Linked DNA regions of Homo sapiens: region 2 is linked to region 1. A link is a loop called in an ENCODE intact Hi-C map of the cell type or tissue named here. Cell type or tissue: MCF 10A. All regions are shown on one strand. Links, peaks and the distances in the headings refer to the core of each region. The heading gives the core; the rest is flanking DNA. Region 1 overlaps LINC01847 (long intergenic non-protein coding RNA 1847). Region 2 overlaps ADRA1B (adrenoceptor alpha 1B).

Region 1 (6,396 bases), core at 1,931-4,430:
ACTAACACTCCCAGTATTAGACTGCTAGGGAGAAGGGGGCACAGGCCCATTCGTCCCCAACTAATCAACCAGAATGATCTTCCCACCCCATGGGACACAGATGAGTGTCCCTGCCCACCCAAATCACATAAATGCATAAGCTGTAGCCTCAGCCCTTGGAAGCCAAGCCAAGGGGCAGACTGTGAGCCCAGAGCCTGAAAATAGAGTTAATCCTACACTCTCGAGTCTGGACCTCCCCATCCACAAAGCTTTCACCTGAGCCCAGCTGATATCTCCAGCAGCTCCCAGCCCTCCCAGGAAGACCTTCCCAGCTCCCACTCTGGCGCCAGCCCTTGGGTGAACCGCAGGTGGCTGGGATGACTTATTTTCTTAGCTGATCGGTAGCAGCAGCCCAGCTGGCTCATACCTCAAAGGCAGGAATTCCTCCTCTAGCTCATCAGCACTAATTTGTGCCAAGGAGCCAGGGAGGGGACAGACTCTGACCTCCCACAGGCCCCTGCCTGGCACCTGGTCCAAGGCTCAGGCTGTAGTCAATGGAGCCACTGATTACACATGACCTCACGAGCTCAGTCTGCGGTATTATCGGAGTCGGGTATCTCCTTACCACAGGCCCTGCTTGGCCAAAAGTCTCTACCTGGATCCTGGTGGTGATAAACAAGGTAATTGTGAGGGTCTCACCTCACCTTGTTTTAGACAGAGATGAGAAACCCAGAGGACTAAATACCAATGGCTGTGTCGGCCCTCGATGAATGCACTGAGGGGGAACACGTGGCTTTGTATCAATAAATATCAACTGTATGGCATTCTGGAACCATTGAGGTTCTGTGGGGGATACAGACATAGTTTTGGATACTCTCCACATGTAACTACAGCCTAGGTGAAGAGACCAAACTAATGCAATGAACCGTCTTCATCCGATAAGCATTTACTGAGGCCAGGCATGGTGGCTCACACCTGTAATCCCAACATTGGGAGGCCGAGGTGGAAAGATTGCTTGACCCCAGGAGTTTGAGACAAGCCTGGGCAACATAGTAATACCCCAACTCTCTATATTTTTTAAAAAGAAAACATTTACTGAGCACCTACTCTGTGCTAGTCACTGTGATGGAACAACAGCTGTGTTGTCCAAGAAGCCCCTGCCTTCCTGGAGGTTATATTCTCATGAGTGCAACAAGAAATTAACAAGTAATTCATGATAAAGTATAATGGATATTAGTGCATGTTGAGGAATGCAAAAAGAGGGGAGCTTCAATCAGAACATGCTATTGAAAAAAAAAAGGCTTTTTGGGGAAGGCAGAAGGAAGAGGAAGGAAGACACCCATGTTTCACAGGCTTGGAGGGCAGACCATGCATAGACACACCATCTCAGAAGCTAGTGCAGAAATTGAGATGTGAACAGCTCCTCATGTTCAAACCCCAGCTCCACTACTTGCTATTGATCTTGGACAACTTTCTCACTTAGTGCCTCAGTTGTACCATCTATAATAAGATGGTGATAATAATAGTGCCTATCTTATAAGGTGGCTGGGAGGATGAAATGAGTTAATTAACACAAGGAAGGCTCTTACTTAGCAGAATAAGTCTTCAATATGCAACCACTGATATTGTTGTTATTATGACCAGAGCTTAGCTGAAGGTAGAACAAGGGAAATCATAACAAAAGCCTGAATCCAAGTCATCCTGATGGAACAAAGTCATGGGACTTGGTGACAGGCTATGTCCTGGTAACTGAGAAGGAAGAAGAACCAGCATGGATTCTCTCATTGTTGATGAACAGAATGGAAACTGCAATAAGCCCTGAATTAGGACACCGAAAGACCTGTCTTGCTTTCTGGCTCTGACATTTGGTAGCAGGGTAACATTGGAAAATCACTTGAGACTCTTTGCCTCAGTTTTCACATCTATAAAATGGAGAAAACATTGGCTGCTCTGCCAACCATACAGGGTCATACCTCAAAGCAAGCAAAAAAGTGAGTGTGATGGCCTTTTAGTCACATTGCGAAGTGCTACTACCATCATGGGAATTATTATTATCCTAAAGGTTGTAGCTTGGGAAAACAAAAGTACATGCTTCATACTGAATCTCCAATGATGATAAAGAAATTCTAGGCCTCTTTTCTTCTTTTATTTGCTTTTTAAATTTCTGAGGCTGTGCTTCTTAAACTCCTGTGCGTACAAAATACCTGGGGATCTTGGTAAAATGCAATCTGATTCAGGAGGTCTGGAGAGAGGCCTGGGTCTCTGAATGTCAAACAAACTCACAGGTGAGCAGTTCACTGCTGCTGCTGGTCCACGGACCACACTTTGAGTAGCAAGGTTCTCTAGCAGACCATATAGAAAAAGTGGTCATATTCCTCAGGGTGAGCTGACAGAGTAGACAAAGGGGAGAGGTGTTCAGGATCCACAGCTGTAGGGGCCCAACAAGCTGCCCCCCACCTGCCTTTATTGACAATCATTCTGTGTGCTTGCTAAGTATCAAGCACCATGCTAGATGCTTGGCAAATATTTGCTAATATAATCCCTGCAATATCCCTATGTAACTGATACTATTATTGTCCCTATTTTACAGATTGAAAAAAACTAAGGCCCAGAGAGGTTAAATTATTTGCCCAAGGTCACACAGCACACAGTCCTTCTACCTCCAACTCCAGAGCTGAGCCCAGAGCAGAAGGTAATAAAACACAGCACATTCTGTGATCAGCTCCCACTCCAAACCACAGAGCAGAAAATCAGCTGCTGAACATACACTCCTGAAGGCTGAGTCATTCCATGGCAATGGCCTAAAGAAACAGTCCCAGATCTTCCTTGGTTCCTGTCCCACCCAACCTTCCTCTCGCTTCCATTCTGTGAGCTACCTAGAATCTAATAAACCTCTTCTTTTTGCATATCACAGGGTTTTAAAGCTTTGGCTCTGGAGCCGGACTGCCTGGCTTCCCATCTTGGCTTCACCACTCACTAGTTACTTAACTGCTCCAAGGTTCAGTTTTCTCATCTGTAGTGTAGGGATAAGAATAGTACCGACTCCACAGTGTTGAAGAGAACTAAATGGGATCATGCATGTTGAGCCCTTAGCCCAATGTCCTATACACAGCACAGGCTCTATAGCTGCTTCTAGTATGATTATTAAGGTAAAAGTAAGAGTAGGTTTGTAGCCGCTGTTATGTTAAATCAGCCCACCACACCCCAGCCACCTGACACCCTCCCTGGATGCCTTGAGAGGCCTCCAGGGTTTCAGGGCTTGGGCAAGCGTGAGTGATTCGCACTCTGGCAGGAAGTTCCAGGCTATTGCACCTGCCAGCAGTGCTCGACTCTCCTTCTCGTAGAGAATGGGGAATGTGTCACATTTATGGGGGCCCTTTATTGCACATCAGGGAAGCGCTTTGCACAAATGTTTGGATCAAGTTTTCATGACTCTGGCCCCAGGCCTGCTATGAATCAGTCTTGCAGTCCCAGCTTACTCACTCCAGAGATGGTCCTGAGGCTGTGGTTTCCATCTCTGCCTGCCTCCCACCTCTCCTTCTTCCACTCCTACCTGCTGTCACCAGCCACCACCTTGAATCCCCCAGGAACCCAGGACGAAAGAGATGTGGGGTGATGTGAATGACAATTGCCACGCTGGCCCTCCAGGATGTGTTAACTGCTGTTAAAAGATACTCCAAGTCATTATTGTAACATTATGAGGACTGAGCTGATTGCCGCTAATCTCAGACTCCCCTTGTGTTCCTAATGGAGGGGAGCCGCCTTGTGTGAAAAATCCCATTTTGTGTCACTCTTCTAAAATTTCATTTAAGAAAAATAGGGGCAAAATGTGATATTCAGCAATGGAAAATGAGTAAGATAAGGATTTAAGTACAGAGCAAGTGAATCACAAAATAGAACTTCGTGCAGTCAGGTAAGCACTGAAGAGAGCAGACACACAGGAGGAGTGAAGGGGTAGAGGACATCAAATCGCCCTTCTGATCCACTTTCACCACCTCTGATGACATCAGCAAGAAAGTCTCTTTTTGTGTTAGTGTGTCTTTAACACCCTTGGACACAAGACAATCTCCCTTTGTTAACAAACGGAGAGCAGGCCCACACCAATAGGCAAACAGCACAGCTTGCTTGGGTTAAAATCCCCGCTAAGGCACACAGGCACTCTGTGACCTTGGAGACGTTAATAAACCTCTCCACGGCTCAGCGTCTTCCTCTGTGAAATGGGGTTAATAGTAGTCCTTCTTTCATAGATTTACCGTGGGGATTCAATGAGTAACTTCACAGGAAACAGGTTTGTCACTCTGCTGATGTGAGCAACCATTACGTGGCAGCTGACAGTATCTGAATTGAATATAATTGCTTTGTTCTCATTGTACTTATTTTTAGGATTATTTTCTAGTTAGGGAACGTGATACTGGTTTTTCATTTTTAATAGCAATACAAAGTATATTTGTAAGAGATGTACTTAAAGTCACCCAAAAATAGTATATTAACAATAGAACAGATAATATGAGGTTGTGGCAAAAATTGTGAAAGTGGTACTTGAATAACTAAATTTTGGGAAGCCTGATCCTGTCTAATTTACTCATTTTACAAATGCAAACCTGAGGCCCAGAGAGGGAAAGTGAATTCCCAAAGGTCACACAGCAAGCTAGCAGCAAAGTGGTTCTAGAATTCAGAACCCAGCTGAAAGTTTTACCTAACACACTGTATTCAGGTCACTCAAAATAATAAGAGCTGTCTAAGACAAACCCACAGTCAATATCATACTGAATGGGCAAAAACTGGAAGCATTCCCTTTGAAAACTGGCAAAAGACAGGGATGCCCTCTCTCACCACTCCTATTCAACATAGTGTTGGAAGTTCTGGCCAGGGCAATTAGGCAGGAGAAGGAAATAAAGGGTATTCAATTAGGAAAAGAGGAAATCAGATTGTCCCTGTTTGCAGATGACATGATTATATCTAGAAAACCCCATCATCTCAGCCCAAAATCTCCATAAGCTGATAGGCAACTTCAGCAAAGTCTCAGGATACAAAATCAATGTGCAAAAATCACAAGCATTCTTATACACCAATAACAGACAAACAGAGAACCAAATCATGAGTGAACTCCCATTCACAATTGCTTCAAAGAGAATAAAATACCTAGGAATCCAACTTACAAGGGATGTGAAGGACCTCTTCAAGGAGAACTACAAACCACTGCTCAATGAAATAAAAGAGGATACAAACAAATGGGAGAACATTCCATGCTCATGGGTAGGAAGAATCAATGTCATGAAAATGGCCATACTGCCCAAGGTAATTTATAGATTCAATGCCATCCCCATCAAGCTACCAATGACTTTCCTCACAGAATTGGAAAAAATTACTTTAAAGTTCATATGGAACCAAAAAAGAGCCCATATTGCCAAGTCAATCCTAAGCCAAAAGAACAAAGCTGGAGGCATCACGCTACCTGACTTCAAACTATACTACCAGGCTACAGTAACCAAAACAGCATGGTGCTGGTACCAAAACAGAGATATAGACCAATGGAACAGAACAGAGCCCTCAGAAATAATGCTGCATATCTACAACAATCTGATCTTTGACAAACCTGACAAAAAGAAATGGGGAAAGGATTCCCTATTTAATAAATGGTTCTGGGAAAACTGGCTAGCCATACGGAGAAAGCTGAAACTGGATCCCCTCCTTACACCTTATACAAAAATTAATTCAAGATGGATTAAAGACTTAAATGTTAGACCTAAAACCATAAAAACCCTAGAAGAAAACCTAGGCAATACCATTCAGGACATAGGCATGGGCAAGGACTTCATGTCTAGAACACCAAAAGCAATGGCAACAAAAGTCAAAATTGACAAATGGGATCAAATTAAACTAAAGAGCTTCGGCACAGCAAAAGAAACCACCATCAGAGTGAACAGGCAACTTACAGAATGGGAGAAAATTTTTGCAATCTACTCATCTGACAAAGGGCTAATATCCAGAATCTACAATGAACTCAAACAAATTTACAAGAAAAAAACAAACAACCCCATCAAAAAGTGGGCGAAGGGTATGAACAGACACTTCTCTAAAGACATTTATGCAGCCAAAAGACACATGAAAAATTGCTCACCATCACTGGCCATCAGAGAAATGCAAATCAAAACCACAATGAGATACCATCTCACACCAGTTAGAATGGCTATCAAAAAGTCAGGAAACAACAGGTGCTGGAGAGGATGTGGAGAAATAGGAACACTTTTACACTGTTGGTGGGACTGTAAACTAGTTCAACCATTGTAGAAGTCAGTGTGGCAATTCCTCAAGGATCTAGAGCTAGAAATATCATTTGACCCAGCAATCCCATTACTTGGTATATACCCAAAGGATTATAAATCATGCTGCTATAAAGACACATGCACATGTATA
Region 2 (6,396 bases), core at 1,687-4,186, 78 kb after region 1:
GCAGGAAGGAAACTGGGGAAGCCAGAGTTTATTCTAGAAGGAGGAAAGAAAAAGCATGTGGCTGCCCGTCATTCAGCAACCAAGAGGCACCATATCCTGGTGAGACCATAAAGAAGATAAAAATAATTGGGTCGTTCCTCTAGGAAGATAAGTCAAAATTTCTCTTGTATTATTGATGCTTTAGAAGACTTTTTTCAGCTTCACAACTTATTATTGGTAATGTCACATACGGTTTTCAGATTTTTATCAAATTTGGAGAAACACATAAAATTTAGAGGACTTTTTTACAGTTTAGTTTCTGGCTGCATACATTTCAGACCCGGATTCACCACCACCCACCCACCTACGTGTGGTGCCAGCACCATGGGGACACTCTTCCATCATGAATCTGCCTCTGGTCCTGCCTCTTGATGCCACAAGATCAGGTGAGTTGGCATCGTGGGCGAGAGAGTATTTCTAGAAGCCGTTTTTTCACTTTGGAGTTACTGTGGCTAGTGGTGACCTAGCTATACAGAAAGAAAAGACTGTAAACCACATACGTATATTCAACAGAACCCACACAAAATCTGTCTTAACTCAACTCTTAGCTGGTTCCCAAAAACGTCCATGGCCCCTGTATTACCACCTGCATACGGAGAAATAGGAATAATATTTAAATAAGGGGAATAACCAATTGCATTAATAAACCTTACTTCTGAAAACTTTGTGTGGCCATGGTGGGGGCATTGCAGGGCCCCTGCTCAGGTCGTGTAGGGTCCCATGAAGAGGGAAGCCCTAAGGCTACTCTCCTCAGGGCTCTCTCCAGCAACCTCGTGACTGCTCTTTCTCCTCTACCTACTGTGGACGTCTAAGCAGTGACCAACTCTCTGCCGAACATGGGTGCTCACACAAGCTGAATGAATGAATGAATGAGTAGTACAGAGCCTAGCAGAAGAATTAAGAGTGCACTCAATTGAAGTAAAATTATTTGCCACTTCCCAAATACACTTTGCATTTTCTTTTTTTTGTGCATTTGTTCCCTCTCCCACCAGTGTGTTTCTCATACCCTCTGAATATCCAGTTCCTGCTCGTCTGTAAACATGCGGTTCTGCTGACACCTTTCTCGCGAAGTCTTCCTGGATCCCACCCTTTTCCCCATCAGTAATCACTCCCTTTATCCCTGGTTTATGGTGCTTGTCATGTTTCTCTCTGGGGATAAATATGGATGTGCACAACTTTTGCAGCACTGCCAGGCTGCAAACCTTTGCAGGGTCCAAGTTCAAATTGTCTTCTTGTCCTTCGTGCCCAGGGATGTGTACATAGTAAACTCAATAAAAATAGCAATGACCAATAGGATTCATACAGCGTGTACCAGACTTCTTCTAGTATTTGAACCTCCCACGGCCCACCAGATAGGTATTCATGCTCTGCCCATTTTATAAATAAGGAAATGGGGCCAGCCATGGTGGCTCAAACCTGTAATCCCAGCACTTTGGGAGGCCGAGGCGGGCGGATCACTTGAGGTCGGGAGTTCGAGACCAGGCTGGCCAACATGGTGAAACCCTGTCACTACTAAAAACACAAAAATTAGCCGGGCGTGGTAGCGGGCACCTGTAATCCCAGCTACTTGGGAGGCTGAGGGAGGAGAATCACTTGAACCTGGGAGGTGGAGGTTACAGTGAGCCAAGATTGCACCACTGCACTTCAGCCTGGCAGACAGAGCAAAACTCTGTCTCAAAAATATTAAATTAAATTAAATTAATAAGTAAACAAATAAGGAAATGGGCTCAGGGGGGTTAAGTGGCTTGTCTCCTTCCTCAAAACTACCACAAGTTCATTAAAAAGAGACTGTCATAGACTGGTATTCTAAAACCAAAATGCCAATCTGGGCCTGGTCATGAAGCCGGTGAAGCGAGATTGGCTAGGTCAAGACCCGTGTGGACACAAGGTAGGATCTTGAAAATGGATGGCCTCTTCATTCTTTATCAAAAGGCTGCCGTTCCACCTGCCTCTGGGGGAGATTGTCCCATTGCCAATTGGCCCTTACATTCCCTCACCCTCTAGCCATGGTCACCTGCCTCTCACCTCTGAGAGGGATATGGTCAGAGTTGATCCCTGCAGAAGCAGGAAAAGAGGAAACTATTCCAGTGACTTTATAGCAGAGCCAGATAGAGACCTCTAAAGGCCTAAGGTATTGAAAAGGGAATAATAAAATTATAAATTAAAACATGCACACACACACACACACACACACACACACACACGTATGCATAGAACCCTAAAAAAAATGTAAGGAAGGCCAACAATATTCTGATTCTTTCCATGGAGGTAACTTTGATTTCTTTAATATCAGATTATTTCACCAAAAATACAGGTGCCCCAGCTTTGCGAATGCTCTGAAGACACACTGGGTCTTTCTGTTGGGTAATATATCACTGTTTTCTAATAGGGTGACCATATGTCCCATTTCACTGAGATGGTCTCCTTTTATGCCTATTATCAAAGCATAATTATACTTATTATAATAACCCTTTCTTATTTTCAAAAGTGTCTCAATTTGAACAATAAAAATGTCTCCCTGTTTTAAAACCTGGAATAAGGGTGTTTATAGTGCAGACGTCCAATAGTACACCAGTTTCACACCAGAGCCTCAGATGGGGAGGAAAGAGAAACTGGCACTAACAGCCTCAACAGTCCAGGGAAAGATTCATGATGAGAGAGCAAAGCCATCATCCGTTTAAAAAGGAAAAATGTGACTTACTATGTGTGTATTTCGTGGGAAGCAGGAGTTTTGCAAATGTGGGCTTGAAATTTTTAAATAAAGTGTTCATTTATTTTACTTGCCGCGATGACATGAGTGAGTGGCTGAGCTAAGATTTGAATCTATGGCTGGCCAGCCCTAAATACTTAGGGAATAAATGATTAAATGAAGGAATGGATCAATTTCAGCACAAGCTAAAAGGTGCCATCTGAATGATGGGTGTCTTCAGAATGCAGAGGAGACAGAAAGAAGAGTGGGCTGAAATAAGATTTGGGGGAGGAAAAGGAAAGTGAGCTGTGTTTTAAGGACTTGTAAGGCTGGAATCAGTGCAGGGGGAGGGCCATCTTCACCCCACCCATCATCACCCCTCCTGGCATGACAGCACCATGAGTCAGCTCAGGATACAGTAGAATCTGTCCACATTGGCAGGCTCTGCTCTTACGACTCTATTGACAGCACACTCCTGGCCACACTCACCCGCAGCTCATCTGACCACCCTTTGAACACTCAAGTGCCCCTCTCTGGTGCGAGCACAGGAATTGTGCTATAAAAGTTGCACCAACGAGCAGTTCAGTTTAAAGTGTTCAGAAACAGAATGTTCTAGCACATGTAAGTGGCCCATTCCTCCTAGAGCCCCATTTAACTTTTTCCAAGTGTGTCTGCCTACAGTGTCTTGCTCCCCGCTAAGCTTTCTCTCTCCTGTTGGGATGAATTTGGGGCTTGGTTTTGCACAAGAATTTTTTGAAATTCTTCAAGACAGAGTTTCCTGCCAGGCTAATGTGCATTGCTTAGAGGCTGAGCTTAGCACCCTGGCCGTGCCCCAAAAGGAGGTTAAAATGGGACCAAGGGCAAGCCGGGCTCACTGTCATTCGCAGGCGTCAGCCCCAGGGCTCACACCACCAGCACTGGGCCGGGCGGAGATCCAGGGAGGCAGCTGGTTGGGGAGGAGGAGGATCCACCAACTGGAACAGCAACAAAAAATTGCATCTCCGATTCATATATTCAGGCCATTAATCAGCCCCCGGCATCAAGAGGAAGCAGTAGGGTCCCTTCTCCCAGCTTCTAGGGACACTCCCCACAGCGCCCATTTGTGATTCCTTGTCCCCAGCCCTTTAGCATTTACCTTAACACCAAGGTTCCTTGGCTCCATTGTTTCGCGGACCCCTTTGGCAATCTGATGAAGCCCCTTCTCACAGTCAACACATCAAATAAAAGACACAGGATTTCAAAGAAAACCAATTATATTGAAATACAGTTATAATGTTGAAAAAACAAATTTATTATAGAGTAAAAAAAGTCCTTTAACATATTAAATAAACAAGATCTAGCAGCAAGTCAAATAAATAACTACTATAATTTTGAAGTACTGACAAGTGGAAATATTTCAAGATATCTGCAACAAATGTAATGTTATATCACAGATCTGATTTCTATTGGTGACAAATCCTGCTGACTCTAGTGTGGCTGCTTGCCCACTTTCCTATCAAAGGAAATGCAAACTTTCAGCCAAAGTTTAGTTTGGGTTTTTTTTGGTTTTTGTATTTTTTTTTTTTTTAAAAAGAGGGTTTTTTTTCTCACCCAAGTTTATGGACCCTCTAACTCCAGAATAAAAACCCTGCCTCGGGACATTACAAAGATGTACTTCAGGATATGAGATTTTCTATACTTTTTTTCTTTACAATGTTTTGTAAAGAATGCCTGTTTTTAGACTTAGGACCACAGGGAACTTGGACCGTGCCATCACGCCTTGTAACTATTTTGCATGATTACTTGTAGCAATTTTTAAAAATCAACTAGTTTATTTTTTAATGATGCATAGATTCTTATTTGAATCAGAAAAAAAAAATGAAAAAATTATTCTGCTGTTACCTACCCCACATTCACACCCAACACTCTCAGTATTTTTTCTCCTGAAGTAAACATTGTTACCAGATTGTGTATGCTTTCCAAAATAGTCTATTTATTTGTAAGCATACATATCCACATGCGTATATGTATGTTTGAGTGTTTTTGCATGCAGAATGTGTGTGTTTTCACTCTGTTTATTTTGATTCGTGGTGTCATTTTAGAAACACTTCAGTGAAAGTTTCATTTTTCACTCAACAGCATAGCATATCTTAGACATAGTTCTGTGTCAGAATGCATAGAGTTACTGCTGGTTTTCATGGCTGCATAATAATCCATTTTACAAAGTGTCCTATTTTACTTACCAATTTCCCAGTTGATTGACATTTAGGTTATTTTTGGTCTTTTACTACAAACAATGTTGGATGAATACTCTTGTATATATGTCTGTGCCCACATATTCAGGATAAATTCCTAAAAATGTAGTTGCTGGGGCAAGGAAGATTTGGTATTTTAGGTTTAACCTGATTATGCGTAATAAGAAATTTAAACTACAGTAAAATGTAAAGTGGTGTTAAAACAAATAGGTTAGGCCGGGCGCGGTGGCTCATGCCTGTAATCCCAACACTTTGGGAGGCTGAGGCAGGTGGATCACCTGAGGTCAGGAGTTCAAGACAAGACTTCCAACATGGCAAAACCCCTTCTCTACTAAAAATATAAAAATTAGCCAGAGAATCGCTTGTACGCAGGAGGCGGAGGTTGCAGTGAGCTGAGATCACACCACTGCACTCCAGCCTGGGTGACAGGGTGAGGCTCCATCTCAAAAACAAACAAACAAACAAAAAAAATAGGTTAGATATACATCTACTAATCTGTTAGGAGGATTGCTCATAATATCTAAGTAAAAAAGCAAGTTATAGAGTAATGTCTAACCCAACTTTTAAAAGCTATTTATTAGTTTAGTTACCTCAAGGGATACGATGGAGTGAGGAGGAGTAGATTATTAGCTTTTTTATAACCTCTGTATTATTTCACATGGTGCAATAAGCAAATACTCTATTTGTGATTAAGAACATCAAATTAAGAAAATGTGATAGAATACAAATTGGGTTTCAGTAGAATTATGGTGGGGACTATTAAACATTTTTATAATTTTGGAAGAAAAACTATCAATGGCCAAAAAAGAAGATTGTTGTTCTTAGTCATTTTCAATCTAATTTAACATATATATAATATATATATTTTATAATATTTATTATATATATTTAATAATATATATATTATATATATTTAATATATCTCCCGCTCTGTGATTACCAGCCCCGGAACACTTAGAAATTGCTTTGGCCCATGCTGGGAGCAGTGACTCATGCCTGTAATCCCAGCAATTTGAGAGGCTGAAGCAGGAGGATCACTTGAGCCCAGGAGTTCGAGACCAATCTGGGCAACATAGGGAGACCCCCCATCTCTACAAATAAAAAATAAAAATTAGCCTCATGTGGTAGCACAGGCCTGTAGTCCCAGCTACTAGGGAGGCTGAGTGGGGAGGATCCCTTGAGCCCAGGAGGTCAAGGGTACAATGAGCCATAACCACACTACTGCACTCAAGCCTGGGCAACAGAGTAAGACCCTATCTCAAAAAAAAAAAAAAAATGAAGAAATGACTTCAGCCCTTTCCTCTGCTGGTTACAGCCCTGCTCATTCCCCCAGTTCAAAATCATGCTGTCAAGTTGTTGATTTTTTATTCGTTTCAAAATGAGAAGAATTTTCTCTTTCTTGGTAGCAAAAGGTAATTTATACGTAACAGCAAA

The links. A loop is a pair of places that touch in the nucleus more often than their neighbours do. Peaks named below come from ENCODE experiments on the same cell type or tissue, not always from the same donor. Only the 100,000 strongest peaks of a DNase experiment are listed, where the experiment ranks them.
Region 2: a loop joins it to region 1, with 6 times the contacts of the local background. A loop is called at or near these places in 3 of 110 quality-filtered maps.

What each region holds. Positions count from the first base shown.
Region 1 is chr5:159,847,030-159,853,425 of GRCh38, forward strand. The region is part of intron 2 of LINC01847 (long intergenic non-protein coding RNA 1847); the gene reads right to left. Among named protein-coding and RNA genes, the nearest start is that of LINC01847, 21 kb to the right of the region's middle. In MCF 10A, for the core only: no CTCF peak of the experiment used is centred there; DNase peaks (open chromatin) are centred at 2,752 and 3,272.
Region 2 is chr5:159,925,172-159,931,567 of GRCh38, forward strand. The region is part of intron 1 of ADRA1B (adrenoceptor alpha 1B); the gene reads left to right. Among named protein-coding and RNA genes, the nearest start is that of ADRA1B, 12 kb to the left of the region's middle. RefSeq lists an enhancer at 3,631-4,130. In MCF 10A, for the core only: no CTCF peak of the experiment used is centred there; DNase peaks (open chromatin) are centred at 3,140 and 3,650.